Regions from separate parts of the Homo sapiens genome. Here region 2 is linked to region 1. A link is an interaction called in ENCODE POLR2A ChIA-PET data of the cell type or tissue named here. Cell type or tissue: PC-9. All regions are shown on one strand. Each heading gives the region's core, and the rest is flanking DNA. Links, peaks and the distances in the headings are about the cores only. Region 1 holds the start of LOC124905104 (a long non-coding RNA gene). Region 2 overlaps SYN3 (synapsin III).

Evidence for each region. ChIA-PET counts read pairs that join two places held together with the same protein. Peaks named below come from ENCODE experiments on the same cell type or tissue, not always from the same donor. Only the 100,000 strongest peaks of a DNase experiment are listed, where the experiment ranks them.
Region 2: POLR2A ChIA-PET joins it to region 1 with 12 read pairs; 7 of 35 experiments call an interaction of 5 or more read pairs at or near these places.

Annotation. Positions count from the first base shown.
Region 1 is chr22:32,804,756-32,815,683 of GRCh38, forward strand. All of the region lies in intron 6 of SYN3 (synapsin III), which reads right to left. All of the region lies in intron 1 of TIMP3 (TIMP metallopeptidase inhibitor 3), which reads left to right. It overlaps LOC124905104 (a long non-coding RNA gene), which reads left to right and starts at 6,561. Exons shown (of 2, transcript XR_007068068.1): 1 at 6,561-9,376; 2 at 9,546-9,585. In PC-9, for the core only: no CTCF peak of the experiment used is centred there; a DNase peak (open chromatin) is centred at 5,986; H3K4me3 peaks cover 3,713 bases; H3K27ac peaks cover 6,530 bases.
Region 2 is chr22:32,533,435-32,544,362 of GRCh38, forward strand. SYN3 (synapsin III) reads right to left here. Exons shown (of 14, transcript NM_003490.4): 8 at 8,137-8,279; 9 at 4,602-4,676; 10 at 359-461. It overlaps LOC124905103 (a long non-coding RNA gene), which reads left to right. Exons shown (of 3, transcript XR_007068067.1): 2 at 7,665-8,505. Among named protein-coding and RNA genes, the nearest start is that of SYN3-AS1, 36 kb to the right of the region's middle. In PC-9, for the core only: no CTCF peak of the experiment used is centred there; a DNase peak (open chromatin) is centred at 6,457; H3K27ac peaks cover 2,533 bases.

The DNA.
Region 1 (10,928 bases), core at 1,404-9,403:
TTTAGGAGAAGAATAAACTACATGCCGGCTTATAAGACACACTGTGGGGGAAAGAAAGGGACTTGGCAGCAGGCAGGATGTCTGTGGTCCCCCTCCCTGGCCAGTCATTGCCCCTGAAACTCCTGACAAAACCTTGACTCTAGAAGAGGAATGGGAGGGGGCTGGAGATGAAGAAGGCGGCCTCGGCCCGGGCAAATCTGCCCTGGCAGCTCTGTCCAGCTCAGGAAGGGGTGGGCTGTGCCAAGGGCTTTCTGAAAATGTGCGTGTGTGCGTGTGTGTGTGTGTGCGCGTGTGTGGCTTCTGCAAAGGTGGCTGGCAGGGCTGAGGGGGGTTGCAGCAGAGAAAGAGAATTTTGCTTCAGAATGCCAAGCCCTTCTCTCCTTCTCTCTTGCCGCCTTTGCATGGGAGGAATGGGGCTGTAGGATGAAGTGTGTTCGGGGCCTGCCTCTGAGCCTGTTGGGAATTTGAGCATGAGGCTCAGCTGGGGGGCCGGCTGCCAGCCCCAGAGGATGGCCCCTGGATAGCTCCAAATTGTTCTGACAGGGGCCAGTGCCAGCAGATTCTTTCAGTATCAGATCTGAGGTTGTCGTTTTAGCAAAGAAGCCATTTTCAAAGAAACCAGATCCATCCCCTCTCCCTCTTACACACAATTACACCTCAACACTGGGCTTTGCAACTTAAGGAAAATAGAAAGAATCAGACTTTGGAGAGGCGCCAGCACTTGGTAGGGCAAGTCTGGGGGACCCAGGCTGTGGATGTCTTGGAACCATGGAAGGAGGAGAGCTGCTATCCAGCTGGAGGAGGGAAGAGACATGTCTTAGGCCCCTCCTGGTTGCACGCACTTCCCAAATGCCATCTCTTTCACCCCCTCCCCCGACCCCCCACAGCAACCTTAAGAGTAGGTATTGCACCCATTTTTCAGATGGAAAACACTGAGGCTGAAGAGACTGTGCTTGTCCAAGGCCACCCAGTTGCTAAATGATAAAGCTAAAACGTATTATCAGTTATACCATGCTTCAAAAACCTTTCAACTTTCATTGACACATGACATTCTAAGGTGACCAGGAGATGGAATGGATGGTTAACATTTGAAGAATGCTTTTCTTCTACATCTGGGTTTTCTTTAAAAATATGAAGATAGCCAAAATGGCCAGAGGTTTTAATTAAACATCATCTTTAGGGAGGGAGAGCTTATTATTATTCTAGTGTATCATAGAGGAAAATTCTAATGTTCTTTGGCTATTAGATCTGGAAAAGACCCTTGAAACCATCAAGCCACAGTAATAAAAGGACTTGGTTTGTCTCACTGTGGCCCAAGGAGAAGTAAGGTTAATAGAGACAAGACATTTCAGGGCTTCAAGACTCTTCCCTTAAAGGTGGGATCAGTTAGGGCTCCCCAGTGGGAGGTACCCGGTCTGCCAGTGTGGTAGGAGGAAAGCCAGGGGGAGTCAGGAGACTGGGTCCCAGCTGGAGAAGGTGCCCCTCTGACAGTTCTGTGTCCCTTTCACAGTCCCTGGATAGATAAGGCTAGAAAAGTGGCCACAGAAGTAGCTTGGGTGGAGGGATTTTTGTTTGTTTTGCATGAACAGCAGGAACCATTCAGCTCCACTGCTGAATGGCACATTCCAACAGGTTCATTAATTAAAAACAAAAACAACAACACGATTCTCCATCGCACTTGGCTTTTACCATTCCAGCCAGTATGGACAAGGAGGCCCCTTCTTCTACCTTTTGTCATAGTCTACTCCTGGGTGGCCTTGAGAGGCAGGGTGGAGTGGTGGAAAGGCAATGGGGAGGGCAGATCTGAGCTCCACTCCTTCCTCTGGGGCTTGTTGGCTGTGTGTGCCTAGGCACATATGGGCTACCTTTGAGCTTTAGTTTTCTTATTTATACAAGGGGAATAACAATTTGTACCATCTTGGCCTGTTTTATCTATATTTTAAAAGCTACAAGTATATGAATACATTCTATGTCCATGTATGTATCTCTCTGTATATCTATGATATATCCATTTCTATTTATCATTTATCATCTATCTATCTATCTCTCTATCTAAAATCGGAGAAGAGTAAAATCCTTTCTGATTACTTTTTCTAACTCTAGTCCCTTCTCCAAATCCTTTTCTTCCTATACATTTACATACATAGGTATCCATAGCAAATTTATAGTAGTTTTTCCCTTAGAAACATGAATAGTAGAACATTAAACATCATGGAATACCACATAATACCACATATAGTATTCTGCTTGTTTCCCATTCAACAATGCGTACTAGAGATCTTTCTACTTAATATATATATAAAACTGTCAGAGGAGCACCTTCTCCAGCTGGGACCCAGTCTCCTGACTGCCCCCCTGGCTTTCCTCCCACCACATTGGCAGACTGGGTAGCTCCCCCTGGGGACCCCTAACTCATCCCCACCTTTAAGGGAAGAGTCTTGGAACCTTGAAATGTCTTGTCTCTATTAACTTTACTTCTCCCTGGCCACAGTGAGACAAACCAAGTCCTTTTATTACTGTGGATTGATGGTTTGGAGGATATATATATATAAATATATAATATATAAATATATAATTTATATATAATATATAAATATATAATATATAATATATATTATATATAATATATATTATATATAATATATATATATTATATTTACATATATATTATATATATAATATATATATTTCTTTTATGTATTTCATGAGGTTATAATTTTAAACAGCTAATAAGTATAGAGTGATTACTATGTGCCAGGCATTATTCTAAGTCATTAACTTACATTAACTCATTTAATTCTCTCAGTTTTATGAGGGAGGTGTGCTATTGTCATCTCCATTTTACAGCTGAGGAAACTGAGGCTTAGAAAAATGAGGTAACTCGTTTAAGGTTATACTGCTAGCAAGGAATACAGCCTGTATTTAAGCCCCTTCACCCTGGCTCTAAAATATATTTAACAACTATACTATAGGTCACATTATACCATATCATATTATATATACTACTACATACTCTTATATTATTATAATTATATAATATGCATTTTCAATTTTAATAGTTCCTGCCAATTTGGCCTCCACAGTGGCTGTGTTAACACAGTTCTTTTCATATATGCAACATGAGGGGATGGAGGAATGTTAGAGCCCTGTGCTTAAGAGACTCCCATGCTTCTCTCAAATAGAAAAACAATTTATAATTTTTATTGACTTACTGAGTGTTTTTTTTCCTTCTTTTTGTCTCTTTGAAAGGGAGCAAAATTAGGGCCACGAAGATCAAGTTAATGGGAGTATTTTCATAGGGAGAGGAAGGCTGCAATGCCAGGAAAGCTGTGACCCTTGACTTGTTGCATGCTGGAGTAATTCGGTTGAAGATAGCTTTATGTATTTATTTTGCTTTCAGAATAAGCAGTGGACCATTTATTACACCAAGTTGTTTGACTTTGAGGACTTACATGGACTCAGGTTCAAAGGTATATGTGGCTGTGTTTTGAACACACATACACAGGGTTTTGCTTTCTGACTCAAAGCTGTCCGCTGGCCAGGCTCATGGTGGCAGCAAGGGCACTCACTCATCTGTCTCCCTTCTTGTTGCCTATGGATGGCACTTGGGTGAGAGCAGTGGGATGGTCACAAGGAGGAGGATGGACTGCCGAGAGGGAGGCTGGGTGGACCCCAGCCAAGAAGGACGCTGGGGTCTCATTATTATGGGAGCTAGAAGGCCTGGTTTAGGAAAGAATTCCTGTTCTGATGAAAGCTCTTCAGTGGACTCTTAGGATAAAGTATCATCAAATGGCTTTTACAAGGGCCAGTGTGGACCCTGCCTACCTCATCCTCATAGTCTCATCACTGGTCTGTCCTGCTCCAGCTGTTCATACTCTGTCTCTCTGGCTCTTGGCCCATGACACCCCCTCGGTTTTGAACAGTCCTCATTAACTTCTCATTCTCTAGGTCTCCTTTGGTTCCTTTCCCTGATCACTCCTTGGCATTGGTACAGACGAACAGTCATAAACCTTGCCCATATTTTAAGCATGCTGAAAAACACCATCTCTAGTAAAACCCAAATTCTCCAAAGCTGCATGGGAAACTCCCAGAGGGGATCATTCCTGCGCTGGGAGAAAGAACTTAGGGCTGCGTGCCACCCAGAGGGATAAACCTAACCCACTTTAGAGGGTAAGCACCCACTATGCTCTCTGCATTACTTGATAAGTCTAGTCCTGTCTTCTGGTGGACATGATACCCTAGCACCCTCCCAGAGAAGAAAGTGGAGATTTCTAAATGCCAACCCTGCAGGAGATCACAAACATAATACTGTAATTTTCATAGTAAGTTTGGTGCCCTTACTATGTGCCAGGCACTGTACCAAGCTCCTTACTTGCCTATCAGTCATCCCAGCTGCCTGATGAGCTGTCTCAGGCTAGGGAAGCCAAATGGCTTGCCCAAGCTCACACCACTTGCAACCTATACTTGCTTAGCCTATCTCCAAAACCTGTGTTTCCAATCAGTCTCTCATATAGACCAAGGGCTACAACTTTTTAGACTTGGGAAGATTCTACCCATTTTGCGACCTCTCCACATGAGTCTTTGGCTCCCCACTGTTGGGGTCCCCGTCAGTCTGCTTATCTTTGGTTTTCTTCCTCTCCAGACATGCCTTCCCTGCTGCCCCCAAATTTTATTACTGTATAGTCAGTTCTGGGATCCTAACATAACCAAGCCTTACCTCCTAACCCAGTGCCCTTTCAACTCTCTCAGTGGTTCCCAGACTTTTCAACACTATGGAATTTTTTAAAATTAATTTTTCCCTCCAATAAGTTCTGTGTTTGGAACAGTTATCCGACACAATTTCATGTGTTGAGTGTTGATTAACTTTCCATTAAAAAACAAATTAAAATATAACTAGAACTGCTGATACTAGCCAGTCATTATTCTGACACAATCAGCTAATATACTAATTAATTATAGCCGAAAGCAAGGACGGTTGGTGTTTTCATAAGCCTGGGAAGTTTTCTCATGGGTTCCTGGGTGATTGCATTGTCGGATTTGGGTTGGCTTACTGATATGCCTAAAATAGCTCCTGGCTTCTTTGGTATATCGCTGTCCTTTGCCCCTCCTGAGAATCTTTAGTTTCATGCCAGCTTAGCATCTCTTCTCCCTGTGGGCAGGTCCCATGCATTTACTGCCATTGTCACTTCTCCCTGTTACCCACAGTGCTGCCACCATGCCTGGGATAGACAGCAGGTAACTGATGTGTCCTAGTTGAGGTCCCTATCCTTTCAGAGGAGGTGACATGGGTTCAGATATTTTCCTATGTTCATGTCTGGCATCCAGGGGTACACAAAGTATTGATTCTAGCTAAAGGGACTTACTAAATACTGTTTGACAGGAGGCCCACAGGTGTCTATGTGGGCTGCAGTGGAACTAAGAGGTCTTTTTGTTCAGCTGTTAAAAAATTAGTGTTTGTAGCTTCAGAGGGGCCCCAGAGAACCTTTCCTGACCCATTTAGAGGCCATCTGTGTGGCTAGGATGGCTTTGCTGTCACAGAAGGGACAGTCCACACTACCCAACACTCAAGTCTGATTTATGTTCATGTAAATCCGATCACCTAATGGTGGCATTCACGGCTTGGAGACAAGAAACTATAAGTGTTTCCAAGCCTGCAGCCACCTGGCTTTTTGTGGGGGTGGGGAAGGGAAGGAAAGCTGTACGATCTGGCCTCAGAGAGCCCAAGGTAAAGTTCAGTTAGTGGAAAAACAGAGCCCTAGATGATTGGGCGGGGGGTGGGTACTGGGGAGTGGAGAGGGGAAGTCCTGAGCTGACCAAGCCTCCAAGAGCCATTCCGGAACTAGAGATCTTAAATACTACATGGTAATTATCCCCTCTGCCTCTGCCCATGAGGGTGTCAGGCACAGGGCCGCCTGGCTGCCTGCAGAGAAGAGCTGTTTCATTCAGAAACTTCAGAGCTCCTGCAATGCCTGGATTAGGATGTGGGGATGGTGAGTTTCGCAACCAGGGTCAGATTTCATGAAGACTTGGTTTCGTGACTTGAGGTGTTTGACTAAGGTGTTTGCATCTCATGTATTTAGGAAGGGCTCCCTTTTGACTTAGACTTTATCATCATGAATAAGCTCCCTGCCTTTTCGATTTGGAAACATGATAGCTCTAGTGAGCTCTGCTACTCCCAAGCTTGGGCAGGTTCTTTGCCTCAGTTTCCTCATCTCTAAAATGGGGGGAAATATATTATGTACCACGTGGTAACTTCATTGGCAATTAAGTGAAATACTTCATGGAATGTTTAGCACTAAATATTCCTTAGTGTTGAAAAGGCTGGGAACCACTGAGACAGTTGAAAGGGCACTGGGTTAGGAGGTAAGGCTTGGTTATGTTAGGATCCCAGAACTGACTATACGGTAATAAAATTTGGGGGCAGCAGGGAAGGCATGTCTGGAGAGGAAGAAAATCAAAGATAAGCAGACTGAGGGGGGCCCCAAAAGTGGGGAGCCAAAGACTCAGGTGGAGAGGTCGCAAAATGGGTAGAATCTTCCCAAGTCTAAAAAGTTGTAGCCCTTAGTCTATACAAGAGACTGATTCTTGGCACAGAATAGCTCAATAAGAATAAGCATGAGCTTTTAGTAGTAGTGTTGTTATAGAGCAGAGCTGATATTCTCACTTCACTTTCGGTGAGGAAAATGGCGCTCTGTGGTGTGATGTGATGTTTTCCAGGGTCATATAGAGAGAGCTGAGTTTCAATTCAAAATCGTGGTTTGATCCCCCCGCCTCCAAATCTAATGTGTTCCATTTTGTCACAGTGCTTCCCACAGGGCAGAGAAAGAAACAACAAAGTTCCTACTCTATTTTCACAACTCTTCACATTTTAGAGTCTTAAGTCCATTTGATCTCATTTGATGACAACTTCGCAACGAGGAAAGCAGGATGGTGATTGGGGGGTCGGTCATAGTTCCTAGTTAGTGGATGTCAGTATTGAGAATGGCGGGGTTCTGTGGCTTAGCCATATAGCCAATACATGGAATGGGATTGGAACCCATGTCTTCTGAGGGCAAGCCCAACACTTGTCAAGGATCTGGTGCTGCCCTTCCCTCTTTAGACAGCTCCCATTGATAAGCAGAGGTAGAAGTCACTAGGGTAGCCAAAGAGAGGGCCCTAGAAATGGAATGGTGACAATGAACTTGGCTGAAGAGTCAGCAACCGCTCCCCTATCCACTGCCAGGGCTAGGAGGTGCAGTGTGGCATGGAGGAGGAGCACTGGCTGGAGTTAGGAGGCCTAAGGTCTAGTCCTAGTTCATCATCTGACTCTGGAGTCCCCTTGGTGATACTGACCTCCCTGGGTTTGGTCTCTTATCTGTAAAACAGCAGGATATTGGCTCTATGTGGTGTGTATTTCACTGAATGCCTACTATGGTCAAGTTTTTCTGGCTCTAAGTTCCCTTGGAAAGGGCTCTCTACTTTAGCTGAATAACTCAGCACCTAAATCTGTCAACCACACCCTTCAGTAGGTAACTTTGTTAGAAATATGGTCTATTAAGGTAAGAGCCAGGATTTCTGTGGTTGCAAAAGTGGATGCGGGCTCTGAACAAAACCTCTAGTGAGCTGAGATACTTTATCAGATGACATATTTGACCACCAAACTTCTGTTGGAGCAGGGCTGATTTGCCAAACAGACAGCAACCTTGCAGACTTAGTCGATGGCTAGAATTAAGACTCAAGGTCACTTCAGGGCCTGTCACTGATTGTGGGAGGGCTTGGTAAAAATTGAACCTCATTAACACCACTGAAGAAGCTGATAGACAAGAAATGGGATTAAGACTCAATACTCATCAAAATAAGGCTTTCCTTATCCACAGCCTACCTGAGCAGTGCCTCACTCTGGAAAATGTGGTTCATGGCTCGGCTCAAACATTTTCTGTTGCTGAGAGGACTTCTCTCATGGAAGTCTGGCTCAGATGAACACATGTGTGATCTGATGGAACCTTTGTTTAAGTGAATGAGGAGGGTATTTGGAAGACTTAGATCAAACGTGTGCCCCATTGGGCAGTCACTATCTGCTCCCCTGACAGGGAGAAACCCCAGTGACAGGATAGAAAGCTCCAAAGATCCTGAGGAAGTTTGGAAGGTCAAACTTCACCACTGCAAGGACTGAGAGATCCAAGAATCTCAGAATCCAGGTTGGTCTCCAGGGTGCAGTTCTGAACAAATGAGTGCAGTGGATAAAAAGCTTATACTTAAGGTGGGAAGGTGGGTGTGGGTTCCAGTTCCTTCTTTGGCTGATTCTCTTTTGGCCTGGATTTCCTCACTTGTCATCCATGCCATGTCACAAACCCAGTGCCTACAGGGACCAGGCACAGAAGCTGGATATTTGAGTATCAGACATATTGGAATATTACTCACTCCTACCAAATATGTTTATGGTTCCCCATTCTCTTGGTTTCCATTTTGGAGAGCTAAACAGGTACTAAAAATGATTTCTTTATTATAAGACAAGCAATAAAACAGTGGGCAAGTGTGATGATAAACAGCATCTGAGCTTTGGCTTTGGAGTTGGGGAGACAATAGAGAGTGGCAGTAACTGTGGTGAACCGTACAGTCCAGGTCCCTTCTGGAGGGGACAGCTGCTGTCCAGCTCCAGCCTATCAGGATGTGAGTCTAGTGATGCCAGATTTCCAGTCTCTTAGGACAAGCAAGAAATCCAAATTTTTAATGTAACATCTTCTGAAAAGATACACACACACACACACACACACACACACACACACACACACACACACACACGTGGACCAAACAAAACATGTCCATGGGCCAGATTCAGCCTTGTGGGTCACCAGTTTTGTGATCTGGAATCCATTTTATTTCTAGAATCTCCTTTCAATTCTCGGATCTCTGAGTGAGTAACACCCAATTTTTTTTTTTTTGGCAAAATGTGTCCTGCATTTCCCACACTTTCTGAGCTGGAGCACAGGTTCTGGAGTTAGACCACTTGGCTCAAACCTTGGCCTCGTTCATGGCTAGTTGCCTGTCCCTGGACAAGTTAATTCCCTGGTCTCATTTTTCCTATCTGTAAAATGGAGTATGCAATAATAGTACTCTTAACCTCATAGGTTGTGGAAGAATTCACAGACACAATGGAAATAAAAGGCCTGGCTCATTGCCTGGCATGTAGTAAGGACCTGATAAATGTCAGCCATCATATTATTACTACATGGTATTACTGCCTCCCCTTAGATGGGAGCCAAGTCTTGCTCACCAGCTCATTGCCTGATGTTAGTAGGCATTCAATAAAAGTATCATGAATGAATAAGAACATTTGAGAAAGACAGCATTCCAGCCTTTCCAGGCAATACTCGTGTGTGTGTGTGTGTGTGTGTGTGTGTGTGTGTGAGAGAGAGAGAGAGAGAGAGAGAGAAAGAGAAAGAAAGAAAAGAAAGAAAGAAAGAAAGAAAGAAAACAAAGAAAGGAAAGAAAGAAAAAAAAAGAAAGAAAGAAGGAAAGAAAGAAAGAGGGAGGGAGGGAGAGAGGGAGAGAGGGAAGGAAGGAAGGAGAGAGAGAGAGAGACAGAAAGAAAGAAAGAAAGAAAGAGAAAGAAAGAGAGAAAGAAAGAAAGAAAGAAAGAGATTGGTTTGAAACATTGGGAGCTGAGCTTAATGAGAAAAGGCCATTCCTAACTGCTAAGCTACCGTATTAAACAGTGGCAAGTACCTTGGAAAATAAAACAGAAACCACTGCCCATCTTTTTCTAACGGAGAAAGACAAGAGATGGCTTGACCAGAGTGGAGATTTAGAACTTCAGGTGCTGATAAATATGGTAACATCATGGGGTGCTTTGGCAGCTGGATAGATTTTATTTATTCAGGGCTCCTTTAAGCCAGAGGAGATTCCTGGAGGCTGCTAAAATAGAATGCTCCACCTGGATAGTTAACATCTGGATTTTATTTTGTTTCAAAAAGTTAATTACAAATAGTTCGAATTCCTTCTGGTATCCCTCTGAGAAGAGTTTCTTACTGGGTGGCTCACAAGCGGGGAGACAGAAAGGGAAAAAAACTAGATTGATATTGCTCAGGAGAAACAGGATTGTGGCTACACGTGAGCCATGTATGCAATTTTGAATTTTCCCATAGTCATGTTTAAAAAAACGAGGAAAAAGTGAAATTAATTTTAATACTAAACCCAATATGTATAAAATATGACCATTTCAATATGTAATCAATTTTACACTTATTAATAAGATCTTAATATTTTTAAAATTAAGTTTTTGACATCCATTATGTATTTTACACTCATAGCATATCTCAGTTTGGACTAGTTGCGTTTCAGCTACCTGTGGTTAGTGGCCGCCATGTTAATACTACAGCACAGGTCAAGATAACATTTGCAAAGGCAAGGCATCTTCCCCTCCCCATTTCTAGTTTCATGAACTGTGCACAGGGATATGGGGCTGTTCGAGGTACTTTTGGGCTGACCAAGGCTCAGAGGCTACTGACAGCTTTGCTGCAAGTAACTTCTAGGCCTTGTGGGTCCCAGTGCAGGGAACCCATGTGCGGTGACACTGGAGAAGCCATCTGATCCAGGTCTCTCACTTGACAGATGGGGAAACTGAGGTCCAAAGAGGTACAGCAGCTTGGTTTAAGAGATAGAGATGGAACTGGAACAAAAATAATAACCATTTGATAATATTTTAACATTTATTGATTTGTTTTTATATGCCAAGACCTTTTAAAGCATTATCTCCTTTAAACTCTCATAACCACTCATTGAGGTAGGCACTCCTATTTCTACTTTGCAGATGAAAAAAATTGGGACTTAAGAGGAATTAAATATGAAAGCAGCTACTATTTGTTGACAGCTATTTTAAGATCTTTATATACATATATACATGTAATAAATTCTATTCTTTACTATAAACATACATGTCAGAAATTATT
Region 2 (10,928 bases), core at 2,036-10,035, 270 kb before region 1:
AGGAAGGTGCCCATTTCACATGCTTGGACACTGGGGAAATGGAAGGGGCCCCATGGGACAGTATCTTGTTGACCCTTGACCAGATGCCCTTTCCTTCCCTTAGGCCTGTGGGTTGGGGATGTTGTTCAACCTCGGGCCCTGAGGTCTCCCGACTCAGTTCCAAGTCCCCAGGCATGAAGCCTTTCGATGCCTCTGAGGGTGGGAAGGAGCCTCCAGAAGCAACTCACTGAGGCCTGGGTTGCGTGTGCCCTGGAGCCAGGACACAGCTGATGGTGCCAAAGACCATGCAGGGATTCCCTCCCCCTGGCACGCCTGCCAGGCTGGACCAGCCAGGAGGACTCCCTGCTTCATCCCTCACCTCGATGATGTAATCTCTGCCATCCTTGCTGTGGACAGCCTTGACGGCACAGATGTCCAGGCCGCCAAACATTTCCGAGCAGCTGTCCACCCACAGCCTGTACCTGCAGGGACAGATGGACAGACAGTGAAGTGGCCTGGGAAAGTGGGGAAGCGGGTAGAGGGAGAGAAGTGGATTCACATGGAAAAACAGGCAGGGAGGGACAGTGACTCACACATCCAGACGGCGATGGAGAGAGACAGAGAAGCAGCAAGAGAGACAGAAAGACGGAGAGAGAGTTGGAGTCCAACACGCAGAGACAGAGAGGCAGGGAGAGAGGCAGGGACACACATGACAGTGAGAGAGAGACCCAGAGAAAGAACACGAGAGAGCCAGGAAGGAGGGGAGAGAGGCAGGGAGAGAAGGAACCAGAGTTGGGAGAGGTCTCCCCCGACCCCAGGACTTGCTGGCTCTGCAGTAATGGGGAGCTTGCCCTGTCCCCATCCGGAGTCATCCTGGACACCCAGCCACCCCTGTGTCCCTTTTCCCTTGGGAAAGCTGCTCCAAGGGCTCCAGAAGTCCCTCCAGGCTGCCCTTCCAGTCCCAGCCCTGGCCGGACAAGAGGCTGTGGAGGACAAAGGGTGCATTTTTCCCAGGGCCCGGGGCGGGTGGGCTGGGGAGACTGGCAGGCTGCTTCTGCCTCGCCCAGGGGGCCTGGCCCTCTAGACCCACTGCTTTTGTTCCCTTTCCAGCCACTTGATGTCTGCAAGGCCAGTTTGCTTTGCTGGGGACAGATCTCAGCACTGGACTCTGACCCTGCAACAAGGGGGTGGTTGTATGTGAAGAAACTGTTCCAGCTTTGCACTTAGCTTCCCCTGTGGGCTGGATTTGGGAGTCACAGGGGACTCTGTGTCAATGTTCTTGCTTCTCACTCTCCAGGGTCACACGGGGCACGCCTACTCTCACATCGCTTTGCGTCTCTGAGCCACAAGTGCTGGGATGAGGAGGGACTGTGACTGGAATGCTCTTAGAATGGAGTCTCATCTCATCCACCAAAGCCTACTGAGGCCCAGAGAGGGAGGGTGGCTGGTCCAGATCACACAGTAAGGTGTAAGAACACCAGGATTCCCTCGATCTCCTTGACTCCCAGTCCAGTTTTCTCATTCAGCTGTAGCACGGAGCATGTGAGATCATCAAATAAAAAGAAGGATGGAGACTCACACCCATGGAGCTCCTGGTATGTTCCAGGCATTCTGGGCCCGGGGGCTGACTCCTCATTCCCTCGAATCCCAGCACAACTCTATGAGGAAGGTTTTAACCCATCTTACTGATGGAGGAACAGGCTCAGAGCGATGATTAAGTGACTGTACCGCTTCCAAATCCAGATCCTGTCTGATTCCAGCTTCCAAGCAAGCCACCCTTCCTCTCATTCTGAAGGTGCCCCAGCCCATCCATTCTCACTCAGCATGGGAGACCAGGGACCTACATTCTTGCTATTAATTCCTTAATAATTTTGGAAAAGCCTCTCCCTCTTATCATAAAATGGGAAAGCCTAGATCTGATTCTGGTTGTACATCAGAATCACCAGGAGAGTTAAACGCACAAACAGCCAGACTTGGGGCTCCACCCTATGTTAGAGTAATTTCTATAATTTTTTAAAGCTTTTCATGTGATTCTGATACGTGGCCACGTTTGGGGACAACCTTGGGTCCTTGGAGCTCGAAGAATCCTCTGGGCTCTCTGATCAGGGTCCTCGTTTTTGGCCCCAGTGGCTGACTTGTGGGTGCCACACACAGGGTGAGCTCTGCCCTGAGACACACTCATAAATCAGGTTTCTTCTCAATGGAACGTGGAAATTTGAGCTGAGGTCCAGAGGCAGCTGTTTCCAGAGGCTGTTTTGAAAGGATGAACCTTGGGGTCCCCTGCTGGCTACGCCCCATAGGGCACAGGCATCCCAGGGTCTAGGAAGGGGCTGCAGGCGTACAGCAGCGTGAGAGTGCTTGGAGAATCGGGGGGGGGGCCCTGCTCCCCTCCTGCCAGGTGGGACTAGCACTGACCAAGCGACATCATTGGTTTTGCCCAGGAGTCAGGCCACCTGGCAAGCAGGCGAGCCAGTGGAGGGCGGGGTCAGGCCCTGTGTATGAGTCCCTGTATGGATTTTGCTCCTGTGGGGATAGGACTGGGGATCTCTCCAGCCCAGACCCTGGAGTTCTGCCTGTGATTGGAAAAGGGAAAGTGGATTCCAGGCCTGGGCAGGCCCACTCCCACGTTAGGTTCCTCCAGGGATGGCCCATGCAGCCTGGGACTTGGCAGAGCCAGGGATAGGTGGCCTGCTGGGGACATCTGTGAGTGGCTCAGGAGGCACTGGGGAAGGCTGGGCTCACATTCCGGAAGGGCCATAGAGAAGATGGCCACGACTGTCCCGTGAACACCTGTTGGGGGAAGGAGGTGACTGCCTCAGCCACATGATTCAGTCGTGCCAGGTCATGAGCGCAGCCTCCAAGAGACTCATTAGCACAGGTGGGTTCCCAGGTTGAAGGTGGCAGCTGCCCCCTGGGGTTGATGGGAAGGACAGGTGTTCCTCCCTGCCAGGGGCTGGTTCTGGATTAGGTGCAGCCCTCTCTCATTCAGTCCTCACACCTGCACTCTGACTTGGGTATTACTACTGCTTTCGTTTTGCAGTTGAAGAAGCTCAGAAAGCATGAGCATGCCTAAGGTCACACTCAGTCTTTGTTGCTGTAGGGGATGCTCCCACTCCAGTCTCCAGGGGTGCAGACCTGACATAGGCCTCCAATCACAGCGTTGCAGTGTCTTGGGCCATAGTGATTGGTTCAGGGATGGTCATGTGACCTAAGCCAGGCCAACCAGTACATATGGCTCAGTTCTAGGCTTTGGTTGAAATGACTGGGAAACAGAAGTTTTCCTTCTTTTGAACCTGACACTGTGAGGATGAAAGCCTGGAGCCACTGTGTGCCACCATGAAATGAAAGAGCCTGCCTGGATGAAGCCAACACACAAAGAAGCTGAACTTGGGTGGGCAGAGGAGGAGCCTTAAGGCCTTACCTGACACTGTATATCTGGAGTCGTCAGTGACATGAGCCAGTAAATCCCCCTTTCTGCGCAAACCAATTTGGTTTGTGTGGTAGCCCTTGCAACCGATACAGAGTTCTTAGAGGGAAGGATTGGATTTTTTCATCCTTTAGCGCTCAGCACAACATGGCCTGCAGTAGGTACTCAATAGGTGTTTACTGAACAGAGCTTTTTGAGTTCACAGCCCATGCTCTGTCCATTGCTATTGTGTGGCTGCTAGCAGAGGTCACAGGGCATGCAGGCAAGAAGGTATGTATGTGGCAGGCCCTGAGACCAGCTGACTTGGCCCTTCGACCCTTCCCCCCCTTTTTTTTTTAAACAGAGTTTTGCTCTTTTTGCCCAGGCTGGAGTTCAATGGCACGATCTCAGCTCACCGCAACCTCCGCCTCCTGGGTTCAAGTGATTCTCCTGCCTCAGCCTCCCGAGTAGCTGGGATTACAGGCACCCACCACCATGCTTGGCTAATTTTGTATCTGTAGTAGAGATGGGGTTTCACCATGTTGGCCAGGCTGGTCTTGAACTCCTGGCCTCAGGTGATCTGCCCGCCTCGGCCTCCCAAAATGCTGGGATTACAGGTGTGAGCCACCGCACCCGGCCGGCACTTCCTTAAGTGGGGCTGGCACACAGTGTCTAAAGGGAGAAAGACCGAAAAACCCTTCAGCCAGAGAGCATCCCTAAAACATGCATGATTCATGGGACGTCAACCTTTCCCTATTCATATTGAGATGGAAGGACGCTTGAGAGAGAAGTGGACTCTCCAATATGCCTGGTCTCCTAATAATGCTTCCTTGCAGCTGTCAGAGCACAGGAGGGACTGGCCAGGGCTTCCTGACCTCTTCCTATAGCAGCTGGTCAGGGCTGGAAAGACCTCGGACTTGGAGTCATGACATCAGGGTTCTACTCTCAGCTCTGTCATCAACTAGCTCTGTGATCCTAGACAAATCACTTCCCCTCTCTGAGTTTTCTTCTCCCATCTGTAAAATGGGGTTATTTTAATACCTGCCCTGTAGGTTGCTGTGGGCAGTGAAGATGATCATGTCTAAAAAAGTGCTCTGTGGATGGTGAGGCACTGGACGGAGGGCGGAGTGGCCTTCTCTTCAGGGCCTTTTGTTGCATTCCCCCTTCAGCTCCTACTATGGCCAGTGCCTCTCCCTACACCTCCTTTGTCTCTTACCTCTCTGTCATGGCCACCTGCTCCAGCATGGCAGAGCCTGTGTTGGCCTTCCAGTTCCCAGAGATGGAGGTTCTCCTGTACCAGAACAAACAACACATTGAGGGAATTAGGGACCCTCGTCACTGATCTGCTTTCCTTCTTTGCTTTGGCTGTTAGGAGGCTCTGATTCAAATAACTGGCTCACGTAATGGCATGTATTCTTACGTACACACCTTGTCTTCAACTATATTTTCCTATGTTTATTTCCCTTCATGCTGTTTGCCTTTTTTATTTGTTGGATCCTAGGTATTGTTTTCTAAGTCATCTTTGAAATTGAAAGATTAAATTAAAAAATGCCTACATCATCTGATGAAATCCCCCAAACTTTGGCCTGTTTTTGAGGAGAATGAGGGCAGTGTGTATAGCCCCTGGTGATTCTGGAATCTTTTGAGGGCCCCAAAATGTTAGAAAAGTGATCCTTAGAGAGAAGTGACTACTTTTCTCTGGTGAAGATTAGGAAGGCCTTCTGGTCTCTGACTGTCTTGCCATCCTTCTCTGTTTCCTTGCCCTTTCTGCTCCAGTAACAACCGACCTCCCTTCCGGTGCTCCACTGCCCATGGCTCTTTCCCAATGTCATGGCCTCTGCAGGTCTTCTTCCCTTTACTCCGTACAGTCTTTGTCTCCATCTTTGCCTCCCTAAGTCCTGCTCATCCTTCAGGTTTCATCTGACATACGACTTCCTGACAGCCCACCTTTACACAGCAAAAATAGACTGCCCGGTACTACGCCCTACACTAATGCTCAGTAATGCTCATCTCCCTTCTGATGACTGCATTAGTGTCCTCTCTTCTCTGATGGAGGAGAATCCTGACGGTAGGGGACATGTTTAACTTCATCCCCTGTATACCCAGTATCCAGTGGGATCCGGCAGGTAGTAGGTGCCCAGTAGGCACCTACTGGGTGAGGAACTGTGTACACTGGGGGAGAATCCAGACAAGCTATCTATCACTAATGATGCATCTGGCCTCGGCAAAGACTGAACGAGTTTAAGCATAGTGGTGGAGGTAAAGCTATTTGTCTTACGGTCAAGGGAAGCTATGTCATTGAGATCAAAGGGTGAACTGGTGAGAGGAATTGACACAAAAATGTATCATTGTAAGAGAAAATTGAAGTAAAAATGCTGAGAATAGATGACCACCAGGAGCCATAAGGCACTGCACCGTAGTTGGCAAGGTTGTTTCCCATGGAGCTACAGGTGAACCATTCTGAGACTGGGCACATACACTGAGATGGAACCAAAAAAGTGGAATAGATGGTGGATGGGGGAGCTGGATTTTTCTCTGTTGGAGTGGGAAGTTATAGATTAGCAATCAGGAAAGGCTAAAATGAACGAAGTGGTACCAGATGAAAGTCAGGGACATCCATAGGACTCTGTTTAGCTTCATAGGGATGTGGATGGGAACATATAGAAAAAATTATGGATATATGTGTATACACGGGTAAGGATACACACATGTACTTCCTTACTGTGTCTGCTAGGACTTAGAAAGAATGACAGCCCAGTAGCGACAAGCACAAAGGCCCGAGTGCAGGGCAAGGAGTGGGCCAGAGAGGGGGTTGAATGGCCGGGGAAATTCTACACTGAAGTCTGACATGAACCCCCTCCTTTGGAGATGGGCCAGCCCAAGGTCCAGGAAACTCGGTAAGTAATGACAAAGTGGAGCTGTCAGGCCAGGGAGGCTCAGCAGAAAAATGCTGCAATGAGGTAATCCTCAAGAAAAAAAAAAACTGGGACAAGGTGTCGTCAATGTCAAGTGGAAGCTCAAACAATGAAGAGAGGAGGGAAATGATATCATGGCTGAAGGCAGGGGCCTCAGGAACGCACTGGAATGGGCCATAACTCAGAGGGGGCAGGGAGGAGGTGATTTTATCACCCCGAGGCCATCTGAGAGCAGTGGCAGGTCTGGCTTGCCTCACAGGAGGAAGAGGTTGATTAGTGGAATAGGGCAGTTACTCCTCAAGAATGAGCTCCATCCCTTTCCTGGGAACACTTCCTTCTAGGGCAACTGCCTGCACCTCCTCCAGTTTCACAAGCAATGACAGGGCTCAGTAGTTGCAACAGAGACGATATAGCCCGTCAAGCCTAAAATTACCACCTGGCCCTCTACAGAAAAAGTTTGCTGACCCTTGGTCTAGGCAATCCAGGTAGTGCTAAAGCAACCACAGGCAATCCATAAATGGGCGTGCATGGCTGTGATCAACAGAACTGTATTTAGAGACAGGTGGCAGCTGGATTCGGCCTGTGGTTGTGGTTTGCCAACCCTAGCTTAAAGCACAAGCTACCCACACAGAAGCCTGCGGATGGAGGGACTTTCCAGCTGTCCAGGGCTAACCCTTGCAGTCCTCAGATATGGAGCCCTGCACACAGTCAGTGCCCCATAAATGCTTGGCAACCAGGCAACGATTGGCCCTCTGGGGTCTCATCATTTCAAGTGGAACTAACAATAACATTCCAGAGTGAAAGATAGAGAGGGCTTGGAGCAAAGACCTCTCCCAAGAACGAGACAGTCTGCCTATTCCAGAAGTCCCCATTCATCCTTATAACCACAGCCCCATGTAATCCGTGCTTTGTTGAACCACCTCTAGGGTGAAGGCGGGCTGCTTTTCTCTGCCTGGCATTCTTTCCTTTTCCTCTAGATTCAGCACCTCTATTTCCACTGGGCAATGGCTCTGCCCACACTGCATGCCTTCTTATAAAGTTTTCTGCTTTTCTCTAATCAATAAAATGCGATCAAAGTTGGACTAATCAGTACTTTTTCCACGGAATCACAATCTTGAGTTAAGCCTTGAAAATGACTAGGGCAGATTCATTTACCAGTAGGGATGCCATGAAAATTGTTTATTATTATTTCTGGCTGCCCACCTTCCTGGGGCTACTCTGTATCTGAATGTTTCTGAAATTGATAATTGAGTTGGGAGATATTTTTGTTTGCTTTTTTAAAGTTTCTGATAACCCATGGTTTTCTAGTAAATTCCCTTTAAAAACCCATTAAGTTAATGAGATGTGGTTTCTGTTGCTTGCAGGCAGAGAAATCTGGTGTAACCTCCTAACTGGTCTTATTGGCTTCAGAGAAACCGTTCTGCACCTCCCAGCCTCATGGTCACCTTTTTATAAACACAGATCAGACCCTTTGCTCAGAAGAGAAGAGAAAAATACTCCAAAACCCTCAGCAAGGTATTCAAAGCCCTCCTTGATTTGTCCCCAAATTTCTCTCTCAAAGACATATATCCTGTGTGTATGTGCAGTTCCCTAGACATGCCAAGCACCTTTCTTGCTCTGGAGGAAACAGCCCTTGCTTGGGTAGACAGATCTCTGCCCAGGGATAAGCAGTGACTGGACATCAGCCCCTCAGCCACACTGGACAGAGAAGAAGGGCAGTAAGGAGACAGGAAGGAGGATAATGATGCACCCTTGGGTGCAGGAGACAGCGGCTGGACATGCACCTCTGGGCTGCCTTCCTCCCACACTCCCCCAGCCCCTGCCCCAGAGACTCACATGTAAGCCTTGTAGTTGGATCCAATTTTCTGGATGCGGATGTCGTACTTGGAGTCGATGAAGGCCTCGGTGGTGGCGTAGGTTTTGGCCATGGCGACCACGCTGGTGATGTCCTGGAAGTCAAGCTGGTTTTCCACTTTGATCTGTGTGGGAGGATGAGGGGGATGAGTGCCACCCACCCCGTGTTCACTGAGCCCACCCTATGCCAGGAACAAGTGCTCTGTCTATAGACACGAATTCCCTTCAGAAGGTCACCTGCTGGCAGGGGAGACAGACACGGGAAGCAAATCATTCCACCACACACCGCACGAGCTGCAGAGAGGAAGGGAGTGATTCTGCTTGGGTGGTCAAGAAAGCTTTACAGAGGAGGTGAGCTCTGAACTGGGTTTGGAAGGATGAACATGTTTCAGATGGATGAGGTAGGTAGTGGGGCCATCCTCCAGAGATGCACGAGGAACCCACAGTGGGGGAAAGGGCAGGTGGCACAGACTCGCTGATGGGGGATGCGGCACGGGCCATGGGGGAACAGACTGTGGAGGGCCACAGTCTCTGGGAAGGAGCTAGGATTTTTAGCCTGAATTTTCTGGAAAGCCACTGGAAGAGGGAGTGGAGTTTAAATAAGGAAATGGTGTAGTTTGCGTTTTAGCAAAATCACTGAAGCAGCTGTGTAGAGGATGGAATGGATGGGTGTGATATGAGACACAGAGGGGCCATTAGGAAGAAGGGAGCGTGCATGTGTGCATGGTGTGTATGTGTAGGGAGCATGCATGCTGGTGAGTGTTGTGGAGTTTGTGGGAGATGTCTGTGTGTGGTGTGTTTGCATATTTGCTGTATGCTATGTGTGGTATGTTCTTTGTGTATTCATATGTGTGTGTGTATAGTGTGTGATATATGTGTGTGTGGTGAGTTTGCTGTGTGTGCTGTGAGTTGTACATGTGGTGTGTAGTATGCGGTGCTTCTGTGTGTGTGTGTAGTGTGTGATATGTGTGTGGTGTGTTTGCTGTGTGTGGTGTGTGTTGTACATGTGGTATATAGTATGCAGTGCTTCTGTTTGTGTGTATGTGTGTGTGTGTGTGTGTGTGTGCGCGCGCACACAGGCACACACTGGAGAGGCCAGCTTTGCTAGGCCAGAGGCTGGGAGAGAAACTCACACTGTTGACTAGACTGAGCCAGGAACACAGAGAGGTGTCCTGGGCTTGGGGAGAGGTCCCAGGAGAGCTTCCAAGGCCAAGCGCAGAGGACGAGGCCAAGGCTCTATGATAGTGATCTTAAGACAGAACAGAGGCTGACTCCCAGCGGCTGTGGACAGCTGGGCCAGCTGCTCCCTCCCACTGGCCACGGGAGCCCTGCTTGTCCAGAAGCGGCTCCCCACTTCCCTGTCACCCTCACCCCGACAGCAGAGGAGTTCTGATGCTGGGTCAGAGACGGGCAGAGCCCTGTGGAGTGGCCGGGCACTAGGCGGTCCACGTGGGGTTGGTCTCGGCCACACCCCATCTCACGTCCTTCCGATCTTCCTCTCAGCCCTTTTCTGCCTGCCCTTTGTGGCTCAGCTTTGCCTTGGCAACTCTGTCCCTCCCACAAGAATGCCCACTCACATTTCCACCAGCGTTGATGCTTATGCAGAGTCTTTACAGCTCTCCGTGGGGCCCAAACAGGATTGTGAGCAGGCAGGCAGGCTGGGCACTGTCGTGGTCACTTAACAGATAAGGAAACTGAGATTTCTTGACTTGCTCAAGGTTATAAAGCAGCTGAGCCCAGAGCTAGGCTTGAAACTCTGGACTCCGAAGGCACAGCTTTTCCTTGAACCATCTCAGGGGTCTGTAAGTAGGTGCCTGCCTGTTCTACCACAACGGACCTAAACAGCAACAGGAGAGAGGCTGGAAAAGCCATCTCTCTTCTTGGCTCTCTGAGTGATGACTCCAGGTCTCAATTTGCAGAGAAAATAAAGGTGACCAGGCAAGAGTTCCCTATTTTCCAGCCCTTTTCAAACTCAGCTACCCCACTTCTTCCTCCCAGCTGCAGTGGCGGTGGTGTGCCTCCTTCCTTTGTTCTGGGCCTTCTAAGCCCTTGGTTTTAGCTGGGTACCTGGCCTCCTCAGCCAGAGATTACTTTGCTCCAGTCTGTCGTGCGGGTAGATGTGCCTGAGTCTCCAAGCTCTGGCCGGTGAAACCTGGGTAGCCGTGATATTAGCAACCTCTGGGTGGTGCCCTGAAGATGAAAATAATCTTCCCCGTCCTTTTTCCTTCTTTGCTCTGGCAGGGAATGTGAACATGATGGTATGAGCAGCAGCCTCCATCTTGGGCCATGAGATGGAAGCTGCATGTTGAGGATGGCTGAGTAGAAAGATGGAAGGACCTGGGTCACTAGCACTGTGAAGCTCCCTTTCTGAGACAGGGTCTCAATATGTTACTCAAGCTGAGTGCTGTGGCATGATCATGGCTCACTGCAGCCTTGACTTCCTGAGCTCAAGCAATTCTCCTGCCTCAGCCGGCCGAGTAGCCGGGACTACAGGCGTGCACCACCATGCCCGGCTAGTTTTTGATTATTTGTAGAGACAGGGCCTCACTATGTTGACCAGGCTGGTCTCAAACTCCTTGGTTCAAGCGATCTTTCCGCCTCGGCCTTCCAAAGTGCTGGGATTACACACTCGAGCCACTGCGCCTGGCCCCTATTATGTGGGTCTTTGTTAAAGCAGCCAAATGACATTTCTGCTCATTATTTTTACTCTCTTGCTTTTCATTGATTCTTTATTCTTTGGATTAACGTGATCAAGGATCCACCATTCTCCTCAA